Linked DNA regions of Mus musculus: region 1 is linked to region 2. Evidence: chromatin loops called from intact Hi-C (ENCODE). Cell type or tissue: heart. All regions are shown on one strand.

Region 1 (8,000 bases), 55 kb before region 2:
TGCTGCCTTCAGACACACCAAAAGAGGGCACCAGATCCCATTACAGATGGTTGTGAGCTACCATGTGGTTGCTGGGAATTGAACTCAGGACCCCTAGAAGAGCAGCCAGTGCTCTTAACCACTGGGCCATTTCTCCAGTACCATGTAGGTTTTTATTTGTTTGTTAGTTTGTTTTGTTTTTTAAATTAAATTTTTTAGGGGACAGTATGAAGCCTTGGCTGGTTTAGAATTATGTAGATCAAACTGACCTCCTAAGTGCTAAGATGAAAAGTGTGTATCACCATGCCTAGTTCAAAGAAAACTATTAAATTATGCCACTGTGAACTGAACTGTCTTCCCTAGACTCTTGTGATGAAGTCCTATTCCCCAAAGTATCCCTGCAGCTGAGGGCTTTACAAGGTAACCAGGGTTATATGAGGTCATGGCGAGGCTGTTGTAATGGGGCAAATGTGTTCGAGGAAGAGGCACCAGACAGGTCTTATTCTTGTTTCTTCTACCTCCTGAAGACACAACAAGAAGACAGCTATATGTCAGGCAGCCATCGAGCCAGCCATCAGCAGAAATCAGCCATACTGGTAAACTAGTCTTGGTGTTACGGCTTCCAGAACTATAAAGAATAAATGGTTCCTACTTAGGCAGCTCAGTTTGTAATGCTCTGTTGGAGAAGCTGAGTGGATTAAGACTGTGATTACTCAAGTGACAAATATGGAAGAAACTGCATCTGTCCCAGTGGTGGCCATATTGAGTTATGTACTAGGTTGGATATGGATCCATTTTATATGAGGCATATTTCATCTTTAAAACAAACCTATGTCATGTAACCACCAACATTGCCAGTTTCAGAGTAATACACTAAATAGCATGAAGGTGAGTGACCTGCCTAGAGTCATGAACAAGTAACAAATAAGAATTCCAGCAAAGTATAAATATGTGGGCCCCAGATCCCTGTTTTTCTAAACTACTCTATGTACATCCACAAGAGTCAATATTTTACCAATTCTGACTTTCAAGAATGGAAAATTCAACACATCTAAGTGCCATTAGTCAAGAGTCTGATTAATGACAGGCTGCAGAAAAATTATCCTTTTAGGATATAGTGGCATACTGGTCATTAGTACACATCACTAAAGCTTATCTCAGAGCCTTGAAGCTTTTGAAATATTCTAGAATGCTTAACTTAAAGCTCTCTTCATCTTTCTCATTGATATTCCAATCTTTGGGGGGAGGGGCAGAAGGAAAAAAAAAACAGGAACACATGCTTTACTCAGTGTCAGGGCTAGCCTATGGTTTTTATAACAATCTTCAGAGTCAATGAAGTCTCCAGACTGACCTCTCTCGGGCTGTAGCTTTGTTCCTGTTGCCTGCAGTGGCTCTGTGCCTGTGGCTGCTAGAATAGAGCTCTAAGCCAGAAGTGGACAAATACTCCCTAAGATGAATGATCTGGCTTATGGACAGAACAGCAGGGACGTGGCTAGGACTGGTTTCTAAGAATAATTACATATTAGTTGACCAAACAAACAGGGTCCTCCACCCACCAGTCCTTTCCTGTTAGTATCACTGTGCAGGACTACACACTACCCGACGCCCTTGATGCCAAGGTCTACTCTGAGCACTCAATGATGAATGGGGCCACTGGAGTTGTGCAACATGCTGGTCCCTCCTACATGTATGCAGAAGTAGCTCAGGTTTCTAATAATACTGGGAAGATGACCAAAGACAATCTGAAGTTGAGCAGAAACCTGACCTACACTATGATCATCAAGGAGGAAGGCTAAGAGAACCTCAATACCATTACACTTCACTATTCTTGTTTGATACCTAAGACACTGTCTGAGTGGGTTAATAACTGTAGCAGTCCTACCAAAAAAAATCCAAACATGTAAGAACCTCTTTTATTTTTATTTCTTTGAACTTCCAAACCTCATTCTTGTAACTAATATAGTTCATCAATTCCTAACTCAGAGCAATTATGTACATACAAATGTTACATTCTCAAACATGTTCTTAATTTTCACTGCCAAAGTTCACACCAGAAAAAATTAACTCAAGCCAGAGACTTGAGTGTTCACAAACACTCTTAATGGAAATAGACTGCTCTTTTCCCTCAAGCAAAGCAGAACAACTATGCAATGCCTTTGTGTTTGGGGCTCAAAACTGTGAATGGGAATACTTTCCCAAAGTCACTAATATACAAAAGAACCAAACAAAATCGTGAAAAAACATGGAAATAAAAAACTTGTCTACACTGAAAGGAGCTGTTCTGTTGATAAAGAGAGGTTCAAACATATTTTAAATATTTTTAAACAAAGGCCTAGCTGATGTCCCTTAATCCATCCATCCAGCTCAACTTTCTGCATAGGCAGCTGCGTAATAGAGTGCCCATCCAGAAGGGAGGGCCACAAACATTTCTTCAGTGCCCTGCATTCCTGGGGGACAAGGGACTCACCAAGGTTAACAGCAATCTCCAACCTCCCATGTAAGTACAACAACATCTTCATAAAAGTTTTACAAGGACATCCTGGCACGAACCAAACTACCACGAAGGGTAATGTTTCGGGGCCCTAAGCATTCCAGCAGCTCGCTTTTCTTGGCTGCCTTTCCCAGCTGTGTGGTTGAAATTGTCAGTCAGCTGGGAACCCACAGAAGGATACCATGGTGAAAGCACTTGGAGAAAATATAGCCAGATAGCCCCATGCAGGGTCAAGGCTCTGTGGTCCCAGGAAAGGGAAGCAGGTGGAGGCCAGTCAAGTTCAACATTTCTGACCAGGACCAGTGCAGAGCAAGAAGAAAGATGGACGCTGACACACACAGTCACTTGTCTCTGGGCCCATCAACATTCTCCAGCATCCTTCTAGAATCATCACCTTCAATGGTCACATTCTTCATCAATGTGACCATATACAGAGTATCACTCTAAGAAAGAACCTTGTGTGACAGTGGCACAGGTCACCCTGGGAAACAATGAAGTAGCTTTATGAAACAAAGTATCACAGTAACTGAAAGCATGGGACCATGACAGACAGCAGTCGGCATTGAGCCAATAGTCATTTCTCATGGCTGTAGAATACAGTAGTACAAACTGAGTAGCTTACATCACTGAAACTTACCATCTAAAATTTTAAAAGCCTAAAGTCAAAGTATCAGCATGGGCTGATTCCTTCTGAGCACTACAGAGACAACTTCCATGCTTCCTCAGCTTCTAGCGGCTTGCTGGCAACTATGAATGATTCTTGGCTACATCACCAGTCACTATTCACCAGAGGTTCTCCCTGACCATGTGTCTGTCCAAATCCTATCCTTTTTTAAAGGATACTACCCATAATGAATTAGGACTCTATTAACCTTATAGTACCTACATTAGCCCTTTTATGTAGACTCTGACTCCAAACATAGTCATATTCTGTGGCACTTCATGTTAGGGTTTATTTGTTTGTTTGCTTTTAAAGACATTTATTTTATGTATATGAGTACACTGCCACCATCTTCAAACAAACCAGAAGGTATCCAATCCCGTTATAGATGGTTGTGAGCCACAATGTAGTTGCTGGGAATTGAACTCAGGTCCTCTGAAGAACATCTGAGCCATCTCTCCAGCCCTCCTGCTAGGGTTTTAACTCACAAAAAAAATTTTCGAGGGGGTGGGGTGGCGAAGACATTAGCATTTATTTTCATTTTTTAACACGTCTTTCAAATAAGTAACTACAGAAGTCAGACCTCTAATGTCATGATGAAGGAATAAGGTGGATAAATAATTTTTTAAAGTGGGTGAAAATATGTGGATGAGAGAAACACAGGCAAAGTGCCACCTCAGAGGGAAACAAAGACAAATCAGTTGTTAAACAATACATTTCTGGACTGTTTTGGCAGTGGCCTGTTGCCAGTAGCTATACAGTAGACTCTAAAAGCCTGGCAAGATATAAAAGAGGTTGAGGTGCAAAATACACTAATGGCCCAGCTACGGCTTCAGATGGAGTCATAATTGGCTGGGAAACTGGGCTCACCTTACAATTCCATGAATTGCTAAGTTGGAGTCTCATGCCATTCAGTGAGGATTTACATAGCAAGGAACGGGTCATTGCCAGCCACTAGCCTGGACCTGAACTATACACTCCAAAGTTTCTTAGTGTGAGGAGTGTCCTAAGACAAAGACATGGAAGAAGATTCTTATGGGCCACAACCTTTGCAAATTTAAAGCACAAAGAGAAATAAAGAAGAAACTGGGAAAACATTTTATTTTTCCTTAAAGCTTCAACAGGAATAGCATTGTGATTTTAAATTCTGAGAAGGTAAGGAAATTGGATATTTAAAAGGTTAGGTTACCAGTCTCGAAGCAGCAAGTGCTTTTAACACATTAGCCACAATTCCATTAAATACTTCCTAGGCCATCAATTCTCAAAATCCAATCTGTAAGGTGAACTGCTTCAATCTCTTCAGGTAAAATGTAAAGGCAAAACGGTTTTTGTCAGAATACAAAGACAACATTTGCCTTTTATATGTTGGTGGCATTTATTCTAAGCAACAAAGAAAAAAGCTGAATGAAATTAGTGTAGTGTTACCACACTTCACTTTTAACTATACACATGCAAGTGACATTTTCTAATGAATGTTGGTAAAGCGATACTGAGATTTTATACATCCCAATGGAACTCACTTGTTTTCATACTGTTTCTTTTGGGTGTAACATATGCATATGTATGCATGCACACACACATACAGGTAGAGGCAGGAGTTCAATGTAGGATGTCTGTCACTGTCACTCTCATCTTTTGACCCAGGGTTCACTAACTGGTTAGATTAGCTAGCCAGAGAGTTCCAGGGAGTTCCCTTCTCACCTCCAAGCCCACAGTGCTAGAGTCACAGATACTCATGACCATACCTGGCTTTTCTATGGACTCAAACTCAGGTCCTTGTGCCTGCCTGTCATGCATTTTAACTGACTGAGGCATCTTTCTAATCCCTTGTTTTCATATTGTATGACAAAATGTAAGTAATACTACTTCTGATTTATAATGAAACTTGACAGCTATTTCAAATTGTGTGATTTTGAGTCGCAAGTTAAACTAGCCAATTTTTTAGAGACTACATTTTACTTAAAAGAATACCTGGGCTGGTGAGATGGCTCAGTGGGTAAGAGCACCCAACTGCTCTTCCGAAGGTCCGGAGTTCAAATCCCAGCAACCACATGGTGGCTCACAACCATCTGTAACAAGATCTGACTCCCTCTTCTGGAGTGTCTGAAGACAGCTACAGGGTACTTACATATAATAAATAAATAAATCTAAAAAAAAAAGAAAGAATACCTGACAAGTATGATTAAATCTCAGATATATTGATAATTATAGGGCAGATAGATTTAGGTAGGTATAGGACAGACATTTTCTCCAATGAATAAAGAATGCCCATAACGTCAAGAAATTTAATTTAAAATTTTATTTCCAGTGATAAATTTTCAAATAAAAAGTAGTTTAGGGAGCTGGGTGTGGTGGCGCACGCCTTTGATCCCAGCACTTGGGAGGTAGAGGCAGGTGATTTCTGAGTTTGAGGCCAGCCTGGTCTACAAAGTGGGTTCCAGGACAGCCAGGGCTACACAGAGAAACCCTGTCTTGGGGAAAAAAAGAAAAAAGAAAAAAGGAAAAAGAAAAAAGGAAAGAAAAGAAAAGAAAAGAGAAGAGAAAAAGAAAAAAGAAAAACAAATGAACAATAACAACAATTATCTTCTATAATGAAGATACTATTCTGCATCTACTACTGAATGGCTAACATCAGAAAGATAATCGAAGTGGGAAGGGTGGTACTGGAGAAAAGGCTAGGGAGTTGAGTATATATACTAGGGGTGGGGGTGGGGGAGTGGAGAGACAACTCAGCAGTTAAGAGCACTGGCTGCTCTTCCAAAGGATCCAGGTTCAACTCCCAGCACTCACATAGCAGCTAACAACTGTCTGCAACTCCTATTCCAGAGGACTCTCATAATAGACATACATGCAGGCAAAACACTAATGCACATACAATTAAAAGAAAAAAATTGGAGCACCTGGGAGAGCCATCTTGGGTCCCAGATCCCTCAGAGACTAGTCTGCGGAGGTAAGAGTGCAGAATACAGAAGCTACACAGCTTCTGGGACAGGCCCTGTTTTGGGCTTTCATCTTCAGCCAGGAGGCAGGTGCGAATGCCAGATATCTGTGCACCTTCCCTGCAAGAGGAGAGCTTGCCTGCAGAGAGTACTCTGACCACTGAGACTCAGGAGAGAGACAGACTCCCACCCAGGTCTGCTGACAGGCTAACAGAATCATGGGAGGAACAAGCTCCAACCAGAGACAACTATAACAACTAACTCCAGAGATTACCAGATGGCAAAAGGCAAACGTAAGAATCTTACTAACAGAATCCAAGACCACTCACCATCATCAGAACGCAGCACTCCCACCTCAGCCAGTCCTGGATACCCCAACACACTCAGAAAAGCAAGACTTGGATTTAAAATCATATATCGTGATGTTGGTAGAGGACATCAAGAAGGACTTTAATAACTCATTAAAGAAATACAGGAGGACACTGCTAAAGAGGTATTAGTCCTTAAAGAAATACAGGAAAGGGGCTGGAGAGATGGCTCAGTGGTTAAGAGCACCGACTGCTCTTCCGAAGGTTTTGAGTTCAAATCCCAGCAACCACATGATGGCTCACAACCATCCGTAATGAGGTCTGATGCCCTCTTCTGGGATGTCTGAGGACAGCTACAGTGTACTTACATGTAATAAATAAATAAATCTTAAAAAAAAAAAAAGAAATACAGGAAAACACAACCAAACAGGTGATGAAATTGAACAAAAACATACAAGACCTAAAAAGGGAAGTAGAAATAATAAAGAAAACCCAAAGTGAGACAAAGTGGAACCACAGATGCGAGCATCAGCAACAGAATACAAGAGAGGGAAGAGAAAATCTCAGGTGCAGAAGATTACATAGAGAACATGGGCACAACAATCAAAGGAAATGCAAAATGCAAAAAGATCCTGACTCAAAACATCCAGGAAATCCAGGACACAATGAGAAGACCAAAACTACGGATAATAGGAGTAGATGAGAATGAAGATTTTCAACTTAAAGGGCCAGCAAATATCTTCAACAAAATTATGAAAACTTCCCAAACCTAAAGAAAGAGATGCCCATGAACATATAAGAAGTCTACAGAACTCCAAATAGACTGACCAGAAAATAAATTCCTCCCGACACATAATAATCAGACAACAAATGTACTAAATAAAGATAGAATATTAAAAGAGTAAGGGAAAAAGGTCAAGTAACATATAAAGGCGAATATGAGAATTACACCAGACTATGAGAATTACACCAGACTTCTCACCAGAGACTCTGAAAGCCAGAGGATCCTGGACAGATGTTATACAGACCCTAAGAGAAAACAAATGCCAGCCCAGGCTACTATACCCAGCAAAACTCTCAATTACCATAGATGGAGAAACCAAAGTATTTAATGATAAAACCAAATTCACACAATATCTTTCTGAGAATCCAGCCCTTCAAAGGATAATAAAGGGAAAACACCAACACAAGGATGGAAACTATACCCTAGAAAAAGCAAGAAAATAATCCTTCAACAAACCTAAAAGAAGACAGCTGCAAGAACAGAACACCAACTAACAACAAAAATAACATGAAGTAACAATTATTTTTCTTTAATTTCTCTTAATATCAATGAACTCAATTCCCCAATAAAAAGACATAGACTAATAAACTAAAACTGGCTACACAAACAGGACCCAACATTTTGTTGCTTACAGGAAACCCACCTCAGGGAAAAGGACAGACACTACCTCAAAGTAGTGAAAGGCTGGAAAACAATTTTCCAAGCAAATGGTCCAAAGAAACAAGCTAGAGTAGCCATTCTATATCAAATAAAATTGACTTCCAACCCAAAGTTATCAAAAAAGACAAGGAGGGGCACTTCATACTCATCAAAGATAAAATCTACCAAGATGAACTCT
Region 2 (8,000 bases):
AAGGGCTATGCCAGAGGAACTAGAACGCACTCGATGGGATGGACCGGAAGTTTTGGTTTCATATGAGTTGGGAGAGGGTAAAAAGAATCAAGAGGCAAGACAGGGAGCAGGAATGCTGCTGACACACAGCAATGTTTTCAGGGGGAAAGCAATGAGAAGGAAAGCACAGGTGGAAGAAAGCACAGGACCCATCCTTCAGAGAGCAATCAAGGACTCTGACCAAGGGCTGATGGGCTCAGAAGTTACCACAGTAAGACAAATGTGGTGGGAAAGGGAGGTAAAGGGGTGAATGGAGACTAAAGCATTACAGGGCAAAAGGTAAGGGCAGAACTGCAGAGATGACTCAGCAGTAAGAGATGTACTACCCTTGAAGAGGACCTTACTCAATTCCCAGCACCCACCTCAGGCAGCTCACTAGCTCCAGGGGATTTGACACCTCCAATCTCCACAGACTGATGTTCATACACCAGTGGTTACACATAATTAAAACTAATAGAAATATTACTTTTAAAGTAGAGGAAATAAGGTCACTAAGAGACAGGGCAAACCAAACATCATCCTGAGGACACCTTTTTGACTTAATTCCTAGCTAACTTGACTTCTACTTTGAAAGTTTTGCTAATCAAGCTTGCAACATTCTTTACATACCACTAGCTGTCTGCTCACCATCTACTCCAAGACTGAGGTACTTTGTGAAAAGGTGCCAAGTTTCTGGGTACCCATTGATAGTGGGGGGCATCCATAAAGCTGATATATACACAATGTCAAATGCATTTAAAGAAAAATACACATTAGGTACAAAGAAAAGTATTTTGTATCAAGTATAGACAAGCTCTGGCAACCAAGACCCCCTTAAATGACAGAATGCCTTCTGGAGCAGAATTCACTCCCAGAAAAGGATAATAAAGACAATACAAGTCAAAGTGCACTGGGGACTCTAAAGCTCCAGGCTCATTTAAAGATTTCCTGGAACTGAACCAAGGTAGAACTGTTCTAGAAAGAGCACTGTAAGGGAGCCCTAAGCACAGCCTCTCTTATATCCTCACACAGAGTTCACTTATGCTAAAGGAGAAATGAGTCATGACACTTTCAAGACAACCTTCAGCACATCTCTTGTAACTAAAAGAAAGCAAGACCTGAGCATGGTAATTCATGTCTGTGATCCCAATACTTGAGAGACTGAAGCAGAATTACCATGAGTTTGAGGCCAACCTAAACTACACTGTAAATTCCAAGGCAGCCTGGATTACAGAGTGAGACCTAAACTCAAACACACACACACACACACACAGGGTTAGAGAGTTAGTTCAGCTATAAGAAGAGCACTTGTTCTTACAGAAGAACTGGGTTCAATTCCTAGAACTCATATGGTGGCTGATACCCATCTATCTGTACCAGTCCCAGCAGAACTAAAACCCACTTCTGACCTTGAAGGACACCAGGTACCCACATGCATGCTCACACATGAGAGACAGAGAGAGAGAGAGAGAGAGAGAGAGAGAGAGAGAGAGAGAGAGAGAGAGAGAGAAGGCATGTAAAGGATTGGGGGAGAATTTCCCTACAAACAGGCCAAATGACCCCAAGACTTTGGTCTCACAGAACTCCAAAAGGGGTTTGAGAATTAAGCTGCAAAGTCCAACACAGGCCAGGTGATGCCATGGGACTTATGAGCTGAAGGGTTCCTGACCAACTCAAAGGAAGAGCTAGCTGTTCTTCCACTATGTGACTGTGACCTGGTGTTGTCAGATGTTTCCTTTTCTCACTAAGAGCTGATCTCTATGTACACTAGATATTTCAGAGAAACCACTTTTCTAAAAGTTGCTTTCAGCCCACAGAGTTTGCCGGATGCTTGACTCTATCTTCTCACCAATAACTAACTGTGTCACTTAGAATTCAAGGTCATGCAGAGAACTACTCTATGATAACAGGTCTAGTAGAAAACATCCCTCCAGGCAGTGATGGTGCACACCTTTAATCCCAGCACTTGGGAGGCAGAGGCAGGCAGATTTCTGAGTTCAAGGCCAGCCTGGTCTACAGAGTTCCAGGACAGCCAGGACTACACAGAGAAACCCTGTCTCGAAAAACCAAAAAAAAAAGGAAAAAGAAAAAGGAAAACATCCAAGGCAATAGCATCCCCCTGAGAACCAAGCTGCTTTATCACGTACCATGCAGTCAACTTGGAGTGGACAACCACCTTGCTCAAAGGAGGGACACCATCTGTTGCTCCAGAATCAAACTCACAGACACACGCAGGGAAGGCACTCAGAGGCTACCAACAGCACATCTCTATGCAGAACTAGCTACCGCTCAGAACGCTAATAGAGAAAAAAGCAGTATTTGCTATTTACTAAATGACAGGAATATACAAATTTCCACCTTATCTGGTTTATTTGTACTAGTTTTCAAAGAAACATATATGTACCACAAGGTACATATTCTCCACACATGCTAACTAATACAAGCCCTTCTGCAGAGGTATCTGACAATGCCTGTGAGATTTTTAAACATGTTCATACTCACCCACTCTAAGGATTTCCCTGATAGTATGTCCTATAACAGAAAATAATAACCTGTGACATGGTCTCTGAAAATGTTTCAGACTATTTAATAACAATTAAACACTCAAAGCAGACAAAGGTCTATCATCACTACGTCTTTCCAATTTTCTTTAAAATCTCAATCAGTTCATGGGAAAAGCAGTATGTACATGGAGGCCAGAGGTCAACATTGGCATGGAGTCCTCCCCACTACTTTCCATTTTCTCTTAGACAGGGTTTCATCAGATATGCCGGCCTATGAGCTCCAGGGATCTGCTTTTCCCTCCCTGCCAGCACTGAGAATACAGACACACAGTGCTGCATCCAGCTTTGATGTATGTGAGTGCTGGGAGTTAAACTCAGGTCTTCATGCTTGCATGGCAAACATTTTACCAACTGAGTCATCTCCCAGCCTCATAATTTGTGCTTTGATCAGATCTTACAGCACTGGATGGGATCTTACACGTACCTAAAATTCAGCCATCCTTACTCTTTCAGTTTCAAAATGCAGCAGTCCTCAAGAGGCCAGAAGCTCCCAATCCAACATTTTCTCTTCAAACTTCTAGTATCATCAAAGTTACTTTCACCAAGTCAACTCACACATTTGGTTTCTAAATATCCATATCAACCTGGCTGCTGCACAGAGAAGGGAATTAATAGCAAGTCTTACATCATGTCTTAAGAGTAATAAAAATAAAAAGCTCTCCTTTGAACCACAATGGGCCAGCTGACCTTATTCTTTTCACACTATCATAAGTCAACAGAGCTGCTAAAAGTAAGATTTTAAAACATCTAGTTCAGCCTACAAACAGAACAAAGAGCCTCCACTCTTTGCCTCCTGCCTTTCTGTTTAACAGGTACAAAGGAATGTCTCCACAAAAGGTTTATCAACTTTAACCTCAAAGATAAGTAAAAATTAGTTAGAAAAGACCAGACTGCTCAAATCCACATACTATACTGTGACATACAACAGCTTGTTCGGTCCAAACTTAGCACCAGGGCCAGTGTCCTACCAGACAGGGTTTCAGGGTAAGGTAGTACTCTCTGCTTACTGTCTTGTCCCCACACTCTGCCTGTAGACAGAAGCAAAGCCTTAGTCATGTTCCCTGCTATGCCCCATCCAGGATCTGGTGAATGCAAGGCACTGCTGAATTCTGCTAACGGAAAGAGCAGGGACAGTCCACAGCTTCAGCTCTTAAAATCTTTTAATCATCAGGGAATGTACAGCCTGCGCAAAGAAAAGAAGCAATGTACATGGGACTTAATCTCTCTAAAGACAGTGGTACAGACTCATGACTGGCTCTGAAGTCAGCCACAGGATGAGGTATGTCTCACTCACATCAGAAATCTTTCTAAAGGGCAGGCTGCTTCAGCCATTCCAGCTTTGCTAACAGCCCAAAGCAGCACAAGTGCCATCAAGCGATAGCTAGATACTTCCAGCCACTGTCTTCAGAAACTGGTCAGCTTGGCTCTAGGAAAAAAACAAGTTGGAATGAGCCTTCTGTGATTGTGGGGCTGGGAGAAGTGACAAGAAAGGAAACCACTTCTCTAGTAGCTAGGGGGTTTTCTAAGTTACAAACACATTTCTCCATCAATGGTTCTAGGTTTAAACCCAAATTTGAATTCCAAGATCAGTCCATATAATCTTATCACAAAAAGAAGTGGCATGTGAGACAAGCTCAGAAAAAAAAACAAAAAAATCTCAGCACCAGTAAGATCAGTTTGAATCTGATCTGCTACAGAACTGCTCAGTGACTGTTACAGGTACCACTTTGCTACTGACTTCCTAATCTAAAACCTGCCATCAACTATATCCCTTAAAATTAAAACAAAGTATTGTGTCTAAGGCCTTACTTACATGAACATTAGTAGCTTTATTTCTGTTTTGGTTTGGGTTTTGTTATTGTTGTCTTTTGTGTTTCTCACTATGCTGTACAGGCTAACCTGAGACTCTTGGCTCCTGTGCTCTTCCTGCCTCAGTCTCCTAAATATCTGGAATTAGAGATGTACAACCACAGCCACAGTGTCTGGCTTCATTCTTAGCTACTTCTTTGTGTATGTACATGTTATATGTGCATGTGAGTGTCATAGGTCAATGCTGGGCACCTCCTCAGCTGCACTCTACCTTAGCTTTTGAAACAGAGTCTCTCCCTGACCTAGAGTTTGTTGATTCAGTTAGCCTGGCTTGCCTCTACCTTCCCAGCACTGAGAGTACAGGCATGTGTTACCAGCCCAGCTTTTGACTTGGGTCCTGGGGATTTGAACTCAGGTCCCCAGACTTACATTGCAAGTACTTTACTCACTGAGCCATCTCCCCAGTCCCTGATAGCTACTTGTTTTGTTTTGTTCGTTTCTCAAGACAAGGATTCTTTGTGCAGTTCTGGGTGTCCTGAACTCAATCTGTTGACCAGGCTGGCTTCAAACCCAGAGATTCACCTACCCCTGCTGGGATTAAAGGTATGCACTACCACTACCCAACTTCCTGATAGCTATTTTTAAAAGCTCTGACAGAGGAATACTGAAAAGACTCAAATTTTAAATAATCAGGAGAAAAGCAACCACTTACACTCAATATATAACTGAAGAATGCATGGTTCTCCTTATTCTAATTATAAGCCATATTTTTCGTATCCACTCTTCCATGAGACAATGCCCAGCTATACCAGGGTGGACAGAGAGGCTCCAAGCCTTGGTCTCAGAGGAATTAAATGTTAATTGTAGTTGTCCCTACCTTTACCACACACATACGGCCCAAACAAGGCACTTCACCTTTCTAGCCTTGCATTAAATCTATTTCATTAAATTTGGTACTTTTGTTTTTTTCCATTGCAGGGGATGAAACTCAGGGCTTCAATCATGCTAGGCAAGTGCTCTGCACCCCTGAGCTAGGTCTCAGCCCACACATTTGATTCTTTTGACTATGAAGACATGTCTCCCTGAAATTTGGGTTCACCAGAAGGCAGGGGCTACTCTTGCAGCCTTCCAACACCAGCAGCTGTTCCACTTCACTGTGCAGTGAATGGTAGAAAGGGACACATCTAACCCTTTTTCTATTTCAATTCTTTCATTTCCATCTCTTCTTCCTCCAAGTCATTGTACTTCCACTTCCTCCACTACTAAATGTAGAAAATTCCTTGAGTGTTGGTTTCTTTTTTCTCTCTCCCAAGGATGATACAGAACTAGCAGGACATAGATGCACAAACTCAGTTGAGATGCAGATGCCTATGGGCATGAGGGTGAAATACTGTGAAAAAAACTCAGTTGGTAAGGATGATTATCTGTGGACCAGTCTATCTCAGAGGACTACAGCACTGCAGCATTGTTCTGTACAGAATAGGTTTTTGGTAGACATCCATCCAATAAATACGCTCAATGAAGGTTTGCAAAGCTGCTGCAGGCTTCCCTCCAACCCTGGCCAGCCCAAGAGACCTATTACCTCACTCAACTTTTTTTTTCTTACATTTATAGGAAGGGCATGTGTGCCACAGAGTCTAGGCAGAGGTCACAAGACAACTGTCAGGAGTTGGTTCTCTTCTACAATATGGATGTCAAGGATCAAATTTAGTCCCCTTGACAGCAAGCACCTTAATCCATTGAGTTATCTTCTGGGCCTTCTACTTAAATTCTTAGTGCTGGACCAGTCAAAGACAAGTACTAGGTGGAAACTTCTTTTCCTCTTGGGAAACTATCAGGAAAGTGAACACACCCATTCACAAGAATGTGTGAATAATTTCATGGGGGGGTGGGAGGGGTTGGCACAGGCCTTCAAGAACTTCAATACAAATTATGAGAAATTAGATTTGAATTAAATGTCAAATCCAAACAAATTCAGTTCTACTTATTTGACAAGAATAAGGACAGACCATGGTTTCAATTCAGGTTTTACCATTTGCTGTCAGGTTAGAGAAACAAACTTTCTCTCAGCCTCAGTCTCTTCCTCTGTAAAACTGAATAAACAATAGTATCTAAATCTGTATTAATGTTAAGGACTAAATGAACAAGCTTAATGTGCTTGGCACAGTCCCCTGTATATACACACACACACACACACACACACACACACACACACACCACACACACACACACACACACACCACACACACACACACACACACACACACACACACACACACAAAATGGAGTCATGGCTGCTTCTTATCCCCAGTCAGAATTACTGGTAATTCACATGAGATCTCAGGGTATAAAACCAGAGAAGAGATCCTAGGAATTTACCAACCTCCCCCTCACCCCCCAACAATGAAATGCTTGCTTTTAACCTATAAAGGACCATCTGACAAGACGGTCGGCAGGCCCTTTCTGTGTAAATCCAAGTCAGCTGTCAGCGTGCAATTGTTCTATTAGGCCAAGTCAATTTTTGGAGGCAGGCCTATTAAGTTAACTTCAAATGGAGATGAAAAGAAAGTGCTTGATCAAATGCTGAACTGTAAAAACACACTGACAGGGAAACAAGGCAGAGGAATTAGCCTCCTACAATTATTCCCTGTGATACCTTTAGTTACCCAGCCTATCTAATCACCACACAGCTCTCCTTTCACTCTTTAACAGCTAAAAGAACTTCCTTAGTTCATGTTCACAGCCTCAAGTTCATCAAACGTTTAACCTGGGATCCAGAATAACTGATTTTAAAGTTGGACAGAACCCATCATTCTCACTCCTTGTACAAATGAATTTCTTGATGTTTCTAACTATTTGACTTCAATGGGAGAAATAGGCATTTCCACTTTAAAACAAGCTTTCATTTCTAGCCATGCAAATTTTCTTGTTGGTTTAGCCAATTTACACACCACTAGCCAGTGTTTAATCAGGCCCCTTATTTAACAACACCAACCATGTGTGCAGACAAGTTTAAAAGTTTCAGATAATAATTTCATTAACATCAACACGTTGGTTTAAAGATGAAATATGTACCAGTATGTCTGAAAGTTCTTTAGAGGTCCACACTTCAAAAGTACAGTAAAAGGGTAATTCTTCTAGTGCTTAGCTATATGCCTGACCTGCTTAGATGCAAACAGGCTAATGCTGCTGCGTGATAATAAAAGCAACTAATTTCACATCTAAATAGTCTATTCACAATTTTCACAACTGGAAATATCAAAATAGAAAAGAAGAAAAAAAATCAAACACACACAAACAACCCTGTCTTCATACAGACTAAACTAATGACCTTGGGATAATTAATTTACACCTACAATACACACATCCCAAAGTCTGAACTACTAATCCCACTCCTCAACAAGCACACACAGCCAGGCTTCCTCCTACCCTAACCCATGATAAATACTCAACAGGTCCTTGGGCTGACCAGACTATGATAAGTAATCTATTGTGTGTGTGTGTACATACACACACACACACACACACACACACACACACACACACACATTCATTGGCAAGTAACAGGAAAAAAAGTCAGTACTACAAAATATTTCTTATAATTTTTAA

What was found. Peaks named below come from ENCODE experiments on the same cell type or tissue, not always from the same donor. Only the 100,000 strongest peaks of a DNase experiment are listed, where the experiment ranks them.
Region 1: a loop joins it to region 2, with 2.1 times the contacts of the local background. A loop is called at or near these places in 5 of 42 quality-filtered maps.

The regions. Positions count from the first base shown.
Region 1 is chr11:5,378,918-5,386,917 of GRCm38, forward strand. The region is part of intron 1 of Znrf3 (zinc and ring finger 3); the gene reads right to left. Among named protein-coding and RNA genes, the nearest start is that of Znrf3, 62 kb to the right of the region's middle. In heart, no CTCF peak of the experiment used is centred here; no DNase peak of the experiment used is centred here.
Region 2 is chr11:5,433,923-5,441,922 of GRCm38, forward strand. The region is part of intron 1 of Znrf3 (zinc and ring finger 3); the gene reads right to left. Among named protein-coding and RNA genes, the nearest start is that of Znrf3, 6.9 kb to the right of the region's middle. In heart, no CTCF peak of the experiment used is centred here; no DNase peak of the experiment used is centred here; H3K27ac peaks cover 636 bases.